2 separate regions of the Homo sapiens genome follow, and region 2 is linked to region 1. Evidence: read pairs that join two places in POLR2A ChIA-PET (ENCODE). Cell type or tissue: HCT116. All regions are shown on one strand. Links, peaks and the distances in the headings refer to the core of each region. The heading gives the core; the rest is flanking DNA. Region 1 has its middle 23 kb from the start of PKP1. Region 2 overlaps TNNT2 (troponin T2, cardiac type).

Evidence for each region. Peaks named below come from ENCODE experiments on the same cell type or tissue, not always from the same donor. Only the 100,000 strongest peaks of a DNase experiment are listed, where the experiment ranks them.
Region 2: POLR2A ChIA-PET joins it to region 1 with 5 read pairs; 8 of 35 experiments call an interaction of 5 or more read pairs at or near these places.

The regions. Positions count from the first base shown.
Region 1 is chr1:201,258,096-201,263,462 of GRCh38, forward strand. No RefSeq gene overlaps it. Among named protein-coding and RNA genes, the nearest start is that of PKP1, 23 kb to the right of the region's middle. In HCT116, for the core only: a CTCF peak has its summit at 961 (motif pointing left); no DNase peak of the experiment used is centred there; H3K4me3 peaks cover 1,485 bases; H3K27ac peaks cover 1,630 bases.
Region 2 is chr1:201,371,584-201,376,950 of GRCh38, forward strand. It overlaps TNNT2 (troponin T2, cardiac type), which reads right to left. Exons shown (of 17, transcript NM_001276345.2): 2 at 1,631-1,685; 3 at 562-572; 4 at 444-458. The coding sequence starts at 1,671. Among named protein-coding and RNA genes, the nearest start is that of TNNT2, 3.4 kb to the right of the region's middle. RefSeq lists an enhancer at 4,627-5,123. In HCT116, for the core only: a CTCF peak has its summit at 3,802 (motif pointing left); no DNase peak of the experiment used is centred there; H3K27me3 peaks cover 747 bases.

The DNA of each region.
Region 1 (5,367 bases), core at 278-5,277:
AGATGGAGTGATGGAGTGACATGGAGTGATGGAGTGATGGAGTGAGATGGAGTGACATGGAGTGATGGAGTGATGGAGTGAGATGGAGTGATGGAATGACATGGAGTGATGGAGTGATGGAGTGAGATGGAGTGATGGAGTGACATGGAATGATGGAGTGATGGAGTGAGATGGAGTGATGGAGTGATGGAGTGAGATGGAGTGATGGAGTGAGATGGAGTGATGGAGTGAGATGGAGTAATGGAGTGATGGAGTGAAATGGAGTGATGGAGTAATGGAGTGAGATGGAGTGATGGAGTGAAATGGAGTGATGGAGTGATGGAGTGAGATGGAGTGATGGAGTGAGATGGAGTGATGAAGTGAGATGGAGTGATGAAGTGATGGAGTGAGATGGAGTGATGAAGTGAGATGGAGTGATGAAGTGATGGAGTGAGATGGAGTGATGGAGTGATGGAGTGAGATGGAGTGAGATGGAGTGATGGAGTGAGATGGAGTGATGGAGTGATTGTCTCACCCCCTCAGGCTGCTGCCTGCTGTCTCCAACCTCCACTTTTGGGGAGTAGGGTGCCCTGCAAAGCCCGGAACCCTACAGCTAAGGCCAAGCCCTGCTAGCCTGCACTCTCACCCCCAATGGTTCTCTGTGGAGCTCCCGTCCCTGTGTGGACATCCCCCTTTACCCAGGAAGCTCAGCCCTGTCCCTCTGTTCCCCTCCTCTTCTCAACCCATGAGTGATTCACAGCCCCAGGGGCCTGTTCCCCGCTCTTGAGGTCTCTAGAGCACCCTCGTAGCTAATGGCTGGGCTGTGGAGGAGACACATCCTAAGGCAGAAGCCCACCCTCCTCGGCCACTTCCCTGTTCTGAGGGCCACTCGTATATTGGCTGAGGAGCAGTTCTACCGTCCACAGCGCAGTGGACTTTGGGCGCCTCCACCTGGTGCTGAGTGCGCACGACCGCTCTGCTGTCCCATTCATCTCTGATGTTGGCTTCAGCCGGTGCAGCCCACTCGTAGCCCAAAAGCTGGAAAAACGTGTGTGTTGGCCTGGGAGCAGTGGGCACTGGGCGAGGTGTCAGGGCAGAGCTGGAGGGAGGCAGGGCTGCAGTGGGGGGCAGTGGAGGTGGCATGGCACTGCACAGCACAAAGATGGCCCTAGAGGCTCCAGGCCAACCCTCTCCTGTTTCTAGACTTGCTGCTCCCTGACACTGGGAAGAGGAAAGGCCCCCAGTTCTGCTGACCTTACCGTTTTCAAACTCCTTCCTGACAATTGGAGGAGGGTTTTATTTTTTTAATGATTAAAAAAAAAATCAGTGAGTTGGTTCATATTGGCTCAACCTGGCAGTATCACGGGCACTGCCGAATCCTGAGCAGCCCCAAGAGCTGGGGACTGCCTTGGGCCACTCTGCTCCTTCTCTGGTGGCTTTCCCCCTAGAGGTCGACAGCGTGAGCCTCCCTCCTGGAGCTGGGGGAGGCTGGGCTTGGGAACGTTACCAGGACAGCTCAGCAGGGGAAGATGGCAGGGGCCAGTCATGCCTCGTCATGGCAGTTACAAGGTTAGGGAGGGCAGAAGGCGAGTTTGGCCAGGGAGGCCTGGGTGGGGGAGCTCTCACCTGTTATAGGTAAGAGGGGTGTGGCCTGGTTGTTTGGGGGCTGCGGTGGCGGATCCGCCCCTCCCCCAGGCCTGGCCTCGCCCAGAGAGCCGCCCTCTTCCGGGAACCTCCTGCTCCGGAGCCAGGAAGGGCTGCCCTTTCCCCACCAGGAGGCCAGGCACGAGCTCCACCAGGGTGTGGACCCCCAGGGAAAGTGCGCCAGGTGCCTGGGATGCTCAATGGGGGACTTGTTCCAGGACTGGGAGGCTGGCGGGGTGGGGGCTGCTGCTTCCCTGGAGCAGCACCTGTCCCCCACCCCCACCTCCCGCGTCAGTGGAGCTGTTGGCGCTTGCACCCGGCTTCCCAAGCGATGAGACACGGCTCCCAGCCAGCCGCCCCAAGCCGCTGGCGGCTCACATCCTGTCATCTGGGGCAGCTCCGCAGAGTGCTCCCAGAGCCCCTCTCTGCAAATGGCCTGTGCCTGCCCCAATTTCCCTCTGCAAGAGGGAGGCCCGTTGGTGGACTGGAGGGAAATGAAGCTGCGGGCGGACAGATCCTCCTCCACCAAGTCAGGGGCGTATTCTCCCAGCCTCTTCCCCAGACCCTGAGGGTGTGGCTGAGGACGGGAAAGGGACCAAGAGCTAACTGGCCTGCGCCCAGCCTGGGGGCAGGTCTTGGTGTGTCCTCCAGCCTGGAGAGAGGCCTGTGCGGAGGGAGGGTTCTGGCAAAAATGTGCACACGCAGATGGGTTCTGGCAAAAATGTGCACACGTCTGACCTGAGCTTCCTGACACAGAACCCATCCGGGCACCTCCGGGGGCCGCTGCTGGGACGGGCAGCCACACCCATCTCTCCGTGGTGTGATGGAGTCCTTTCTTTGCCTTTGTGCAGGAGGCACATACCTACCTGGTGGTCCCCACTCAAATCTTTCTCCTTCCTAGTGTCTCCCTCAGGTGATTTTTTAAGTCATTGATGTTACATTTTACATACAATAAAATGCTCAGACTGTAAGTGTATATCTTGATGAATTTTGATGAATGTATAAAATTCAAAATACAGCACATTCCCATACCCTGAAAGTCTTTCTCTGTAAATAGTGACTTGTGTTACAATCACCTTCGCATCCCACCAGCACCTGGCACCGGGCACCAGTCTGTGCATGGAAACCCTTTTCTTGATTGACTTGCCTTCCTTGTACACAGGCACCCCTCACGCTCTGTTCCTATTAGAGGGGATCTCTGGGTACCCAGGCTTATGTTCAGAGACTTCCATGAGTGTAGGACAACCCCATTGCACTCAGAGAGTCCAGGCTGAATCCACTCCCCATGTTCTTGGCACTCCCTGCCTCTGAGCTCTATACGTACTCACCCCTGGCGAGATGCCTCCCTGTGCCCACAGAATCCAGGAAGGTAAGGAGCCAGGAGCTGAGTGCCCTGCCTGAGCCAGGGGTGTTGATAGCTGAGTCTGAACTCCACCCAGGGAAGCTGTGGGGCATTAGTTAGCAGCCCCCTTCCCCCAGCACTGGAGTGAACCCGCTCGTAGCCACAGAGCTCTGGCTTCGTTGCTAGGCTCTGCACCTCCTTCTCTCTATGATCTTGGGCAAGGCCTCCATTTCCCCAATCTGTAAAATGAGGAGGTTAGAAAGAAGTGACCTCAAACTCTCAAGGCATCAGAAATTTCAAACAATGCTATTTGGAACCTGAAGGCATAAAGCAGACAAAAGTGAAGCCACTCCGAATTAGGCAAGAAGGGTCCAGAACCCCACCCACCAGGAGCAACCTTCTCCCTCTTCCCCCAGTAGCTCCAGTGAGATCCTTGTGTTCCACAACATATGCTTTGAAGTTCCTGGTAGTGGGGCCTTGCCTCAGAGAGAGGCACATGGATCCCAGGCTCTGCCGGGCACCCCAAAAGACCCATCACTGTGAGCAAGGGGGTGATGGTGGGTAGGCTCTCCCTAGCATGGAGCATTCACCATGTGCCATGAGTCTTTATGACCTAATTTCATTCTCACAACCATCCCAAAAGCAGGGGTTACTACCCCATTTTACAGATGAGGCTGTACATTGAGAGAGGAGAGAGGTAGGTACATGCCTGGGATTATGCAACTGGCTGGTGGCAGAAACCCTGCGCCCTCCAGGAATGTCAGGTTGCGATGAGGAGCCCGGGAGAGTGGGCGAATCCTGGTCTGGATGGGCGTCTCTGTTGAGTTGGGAGATTTACATCACCCAGCAGTCACTCAGCAAGCATGCCAGGCATGAAGTGAGGAGTCTGTGTCATGGGAGGAAGGGGTAGTCTTTGTCCAGCAGCTGTTGTCACCAGGAAGGCTGACTGTTGTGATTTCCCACCCTCAGGACAGCAGGAGGGAGCTTACCTTCTTTCAGGAACTCTATGACCAGGCAGGCCAGCTTCCCTGGTGGGGCCTGAGAGTGGCCGGGGGAAGGGGTGGTGGAGGGAGAGTGGGGATGGGCTGTGGTGAAAGACAGGGCATCAGTGGACTGAGGACACCTGGAGTGGCAGGTGGGGAGCAGAGGACTGGGCCCTGAGCAGTTGGGAGCTGCTCTTTGGGCGAGAAGGAGCTCTCCAGGCCTCCCTGAAGGTCTCCAGGTCTCAGGCTCTTTCTAGATGAGTGTGGAGCCTCATGAGCACCAAGGAAGCCTGCTCCACTTTGAAATGGAAGCTCCATGAGGGCAGGGGCCCGCCTGGTCCACTTGCCACTCCTCCCAAGGCCTGTTGCTGGGCTGCCATCATAAACATGTGTTGAATGAAGTTGTGGGGAGACTTGAGGCTAGATCCCCTGTCCCCAAATCCCCCAGGGCCAGGGACCCAGAGGGACCTTTTCTGTTCTATTCTCTGTCCCTCTTCCCTCCCCTTCCCGTCCCCTGCCCTTCCCTTTCCTTCTTTTTTCCCAGGTAGGGAACCTACTGAGAGCAGAGTTGGGAATGAAACCCAATTGGGTAGGGGAGTCATACAGCAAAGGGGCCTCCTGCTAAGGGCCTGGTAGGGGGAGTGGGAGGAGCTCGTGGCGGCTGGCTGGCTGGATGAATATTTCACCATGCTTCCATTGTCCACGCCAGTCTCCTCGCCATCACACTCTTGGTTTCTGTCTTGAAAATCTTTGCTGTCTAGTATCACATGTGACTGCAGAGCACAGGTTTCAAACACTTCATAGGAGAAGGATGCAAAATAGCTCAATTTTTATATTAATTGCATGTTGAAATGATAATATTTTGGGGTAAATAAAACATTAAAATTCACCAGTTCTTTTTACTTTTTAAAATGCAGCTACTAGAAAATTTTAAATTGCACGGGTGGCTCACGTCATGTTTCTGTTGGAGAACTGTGGTCGACAGGCATCTCTTTCCGTTCTCCTCCAGCCCTGGAATCTGAAGGCTCTCTCCAGCATGCAGCCCAGCCCTGCCCTCCTGACTGGCAGAAATCTGACCCAAGGCCAGGGCCTATGAACAGGGTCTGGTGAGCAGAGCCCAACTAGACCCACAGCCCAGCAGCTGGTGGGGAAACTGATCTCGGAGAGGAAGCCTGACTGTCCAAGGCCACCAGCCAGCACTCAGCTCTAACAGAGGTCAGGAGCCACCAGCCAGCACCAGCTCTAACAGAGGTCAGGAGTGTGAAGGAAATCCATGACCATGACAGTAAGGAATGGGTTCAGCAGGAAGGAGTCACCCTCATTGGGCATCTGCCGTGTCTCAGCCACCTTATCTGTGCTGTCCCATTTAAGCTCCATGACAGATAAGTGGGTAGATAATATCTCCATTTTATGTCTGAG
Region 2 (5,367 bases), core at 360-5,359, 110 kb after region 1:
CTGGGAACAATTTTGGATGTCTGCTCCAAAATAACTGGTGGAAGGTGGAGTATAGAGGAAAGAAGACTGGCCCTAAGATGATGATTGTTGAAGCTGGTAATGGGTACCTTGGGCAGGGGGGGCCATTATTATTATTATTGCTACCTTTATGTGCATTTAAAATTTCCCATGATAAAAGGGAGAAGAAGCAAAAAAAATTGGGAAAAGTGATCAGTGTGTTTGAAGCAAATGGCAGACAGAAGAGACAGGTTTAAATCGTTTGCCTCAAGACCCGAGCAACCCAGGTAGGACTGATTCCCATTTTAGAAGGCACTGTTGTTGGAGGATCTTGCTCAGCTGAGAGTGAGGAGCAGGGACAGATGAGCTGCTTTCCCAGGGCTCCCAGGATTTCCACATTGCTGAGCCTGCCCCTTTCTGGCTCTCCACCTGCCTGAGGCACATACCTTCAACAGCTGCTTCTGCTCAGAAGAGAAGTCCAGGCAGCAAGAGAAGAGAGAAGAGGTGGGTCAGTTTCGAACCAGGCTGTCTTTGATCCAAATGAGTACACACGTTTACGCTTACCTTCCTGCTCCCTGAGAGCAACAGGAAACACTGTCAGTAGCTCGCACACAAGCACATGCAAACACACACGCCTGCACACACATGCACACACTGGCCTTTCCCCAAAGATAATCCCCCTTTCTTTTCCCTTGTTGCCTAGTGGAGTCCACGCTGCCCTGCCCACCTTGCAATGACACCCACTAGCCTGGCCTGCCGTTCTCATGCAGGGCTGCCTCCTACCATCCTCCGCAAGCCTCCGCCCCAGCCAGCTTGGTCTCACCAGCGTTCTGCTCACTTACTCTTTCCATCTTTGCCCAAGCTGTACCCCTTTCTAGAAAGTCCTGCCCTCTCCCAAATCTCTTATCTTTCCAAATTCTACACAGGTAAGACCTGCCTTCTCCACACAGCCCCCTGACTATTCCAGCCCCTGATCTCCCTCTCCTCAGAACTCCTACACTACCAACAGCCCGCCCTCCACACCAGGCCCCCAGTTGCTAATTTCTTCTCCCAGTTTATGTCTTAACATCTCAACAAGAGTAAGTTCTGTGAGGGCAGTAGCCGTGCCTATACCTCTGTCTCCTCCCTGGTGACCACTATCCTCTGTAGTTATTGGATTGGCTGTGTCCCACCCCCTGGTTTCCCTCTGGGATAGGACTGTGGGCAGGGCACTGTCATGAGAGAGTAGGGATCCAAGACAGGGTGATAACACTGGGTTCTGAGCTGGGGTTTGGGGGGCATAATCAGCTCTGTGCCTCTGGAGAGTCACTGAACCTTCCTCAGTCAGTTTCAGGAGACCCAACATCTCAGCTTCTCTGTTCATGGCCCCTAGCCAAGACTGGCCAAGGACACTGATGACCCTGGAGCTGAACCTCTGTGCTTCCCGAAGTCTCTCGGCCTGTGCTCTGCCTGGGATCTACAACCCAGGGGTACAGGAGTGGAAAGGAAATGGCTATATCTCTCCTCGGGGTGCCCAAAACACACACAGCTACTTCTACCCAGAATCCGAGGGACAGCTGGGAGGCTCCTGGACCAGGTGTCAGGGCAGCGGCGGGAGAGGACCCCACTCAGGCAAGATGCTCCAGATACTCACTCCTCCTCGTACTCTTCCACCACCTCTTCTATGTCAGACATGGTCTCTGCTCTCCCTCCAAAAGGAGAAAAAAGTCAGTGCAGGTACAAAGGGAAGCCTGCCTTCCTCAGAAGAGCTCTGGCCCCCGTTGTACAGAGATCAGCGAGGCCTAGGGTGAATCTAGTTCCACCCCTCATGAGCTGTGTGACCTGCAACAAAAAGCCTGTTTTCTCCCCTGCTGGGGGAGATAGTGACACCCACATGGCAGCAAGGCCACCTGCTGATGTCCACTTCGTTCCTTGCCCCTGAACAGGCAATACTGCCTGGGATGCTGCATTTCCATTTGTGACACTCAAGACAATGTCTGCAGTTTCTCAACCTTTCCATCCACTCTGCCCACCCCCACTCCACAGGATCTGTTCAGCACTGTACAAATCTTCACTGCACAAAGCCTCACTGCAGCCTCAACCTTCTGGGCTCAAGCGATTCTCCCACCTCAGCCTCCTGAGTTGCTGGGACTATAGTTGTGCACCACCATGCCCGACTAATTTTTGTATTTTTAGTAAAGCTGGGATTTTGCCACATTGCCCAGGCTGTTTCGAACTCCCAGGCTCAAGGGATCCTCCTGCCTCAGCCTCTCGAAGTGCTGAGATTACAGGCGTGAGCCACCACACCCATTCCATGTGTGCTGGACAAAAGTGAGACCTGGACAAAAGGTCTTTGGGCACCCCAAGAGACTGGCCTGGACAAATGAGTGAGAACTTGTCTCTAAATAAATAAATCAAAGCACACAGCGGGGATCCTTGTGGTTTGGGATCTTTTCAGTATGTAGACTGTGGTGATGGATACGTGAACCTCCACAGGTTAAAGTTGTTTAGAGTTTCACATACACATGGTGCAATTGTGGGCAAATCTGAATAAGATCATAGATTGATTGTATTGATGTCCAATCTTGGTTTTGATATAGTACTAATTTTGCAAATGTTGCCCTCGGGAGAAACTAGGCACCGTGTGTAAACGCTCGTTATTAAAGACAACTGTGTACTAGTCTTTAATTATGTCAATGAAAATTCCGATTAAAAAATGTTCCCCCAGGGAACTCATTCTGAGATCATCTTCTCACTGCACTGGGAACAGATAATCTAGATTCAGATCCTCTTCCATTAGCTTGCCGAGGGTGTTTAGGCGAGTCTTTTTAACATCTCCAAACCTCAGTCCTTTCTCTGTCTCATGGAGATAAAGTGTACACATCCTGGCTACTCAGGGTCTTTACGAGGCTCCAGTTGACATTAACAAAAGGGGAAGGCATTAGGCAACATCAGGTGTTACAATGAGCATGTAATCACAGGGAGGGGGCAGAGAGCAAGCACTTGAGTGTGAGACTAATCTCGTTTTGAATGCTGGCTCCAGCATGCGTTTGCCTGCGACCTTGGCAAGGTCACTTAACCTCCCCACATCTCAGCTCTCTTTGCTGTGAAATTACTGCTCTTCTTGGGTAGGTGTGAGGAACAGAGGTAGTGTGAAGTGTAGGCATTCAGCTAATAACTACTATGACCCAACCCTCCGGGGCCATGACAGTGCACTGCTCCAGGGACACAATCACGTTGTTTGAAACGTGAACAGCAGCCTCTGTTATAGTGCAATATGCCAGCTCCACAGCCTTCCTGATGTTGGCTTCCAAGGGAGAGAATGGACAGGGTGATGTGAGAGTGAGGCTAAAGTGAGGCGGGAGAAGAATCCAAATGATGCTCAGGACCACCCTCCAATGCTCCTCCCCTGCTGCCCACCTCCTGCCCCACTCACGCGTGCCAGTGCTGCAGCACCAATTTCAGACCCAAGCCTCAGGATGAGGACAGAGGCACATAGACAGTCCTGCTCACTCCCTCATCACCTCTCCCTGCACATCCCCCCCATAGTGGCTGAGACCAATCCCAGGCACTCATCTGTGGACATCCAGCAAGAGCCAGGGCTCTGGTTGGGTGGGGTGATGTCCAGAGGCTGAGCCATTCCAAGGGAGCTGCCACTGCCCAGCTGCCCCTCCAGGTGGAGGCTTCCCCAGACTCAGCACCCACTGCAGCCCTGGATTGATTGTCTTCAGACCCTGTTCCCATTATGTCCAGTTCTGCTGGGTTAGAAACAAGCATGGCTGCAGCAGAGTGGTCCTTCCGCTGCTCCCTCTGCTGGAGCAGGGTGAGGACAGTGAGGGAGGAGCCTTGTTTACAAGGAGCTCTGAACCGCAGCTCTGAGCCACTTTTTTGCCCCAACCCCCAGGGTGGGGTGAGTGGGTGAGAAGAAGAGACATCAAATGTGCGAGGTGCTATAATGCGGGATCAAGCCTCATTCTGCTGAAAAAAAGACTCAAACCCCAGAGGTTCTCCAAATAGGTCTTAGGATGAGAGTGGCCAAAGAGAATAGCCTTCCTAACCCTAGGATGGGTGGGGCTGACAATTGTTACCCAAAGCCCCAGGGGAGCGGCCAGAACTAGTGACTTGAGAACTTGAGGAGCTCCTACCTGAGCCCCAGGAGAAGCTTGTCCCTCAGTGGGAGGGAGAAAATTCTCAGAGGAACCGTGCATGGCCAGCCTGGGCGCATAGCTTCTAGCTTTCTCTCTCCTCTCCTACTCTGCCCTTCCACCAGTTCAGAGCCACTGGGCATGGTGCTGGGGCCTCACAGGAGGACAGAGCAGCTTGGACTCCTCTCCCTGTTCCTGGGGGCACCATCCAGCTCCCAAAAATAGCATGCAGACATGCAGGATGGAGGAGGGCTTTCAGCCAGCCCAGAGGACACCACCATGCCAGTGGCTCAAAGGCAGGACCTGATGCAGGGGAAAGAGGTGGGCTGAGACTGGGGGCTGCAGAATGGGAGAGAGTCAAGAACCTGGCAGGGCAAGGAACCAGAATGTCCTGAAACACCTGTGTCCTCACACCCAAGTCCCACCCACTTCCACAGGCAGCTTTCTAGCCTAATGCATTCATAGCCAACACGTGTTGGAAGCCTAACACGTTCACAGGGTCACCTTTCTTGGGGAGTAAAGCAAAGACAATAGAAGGCATAAGGCATACTGACCTTGGGGTCAAAAAATCTGGGCTTAAAACCCAGATTTTGCTGTGTGGCCTTATTTAAGTCACCTAGCCTCTCTGACTTCAGTTAACCAACTACAAAGCAGGAGAGCCTTGAGTTCTGTCCCTGTAGAAACAGTCTCCGAGTTTCTGAGAAACACAGGCCCCACCCCTCAGTCCTTGTCCCCAGCACTCGAATGGGATTTTCCTAAGCCAACAGCTGTTAGCCCACCAGGAGAGCGGGGGTAAGGGGATGGGGAGAGGGCAGGAAGAGTGGAAGTGGGGGTCAGAAATAGGAGGCAGCCAGCAACCTGATCCTCTCAGATTCCACTTTTGCAGAGAGAAGGAAGATTCGCCCTCTAAGACATGGGTCAGAAAAGGAATTTGGGAGGGCAGGTAGCTTCCCGGCTACAGCAGGCCAGGAATGTGCTCTGAAATTCCTTACACACCAGGCAACCCCCTCCCTGAATAGTCCTCAGCCTGCCCAGGAGAAACTAGAAACCAAGGGAATCTTTCTCTACCACTCCTGGGCACAGAGCAAGGCTTGTCCCAAGATGGGGTGTTGGGGTGGGATGGGACAAGGGTTACACTTACGGGGGCCCAGGTTAAACCCTTTAATGCCAACCAGCTGGGCTCACACCCAAGGACAGGTTCTCCCAGTGGGGCCTTTCCCCATCTGCCCCCCAAGTGCAGCTCAGC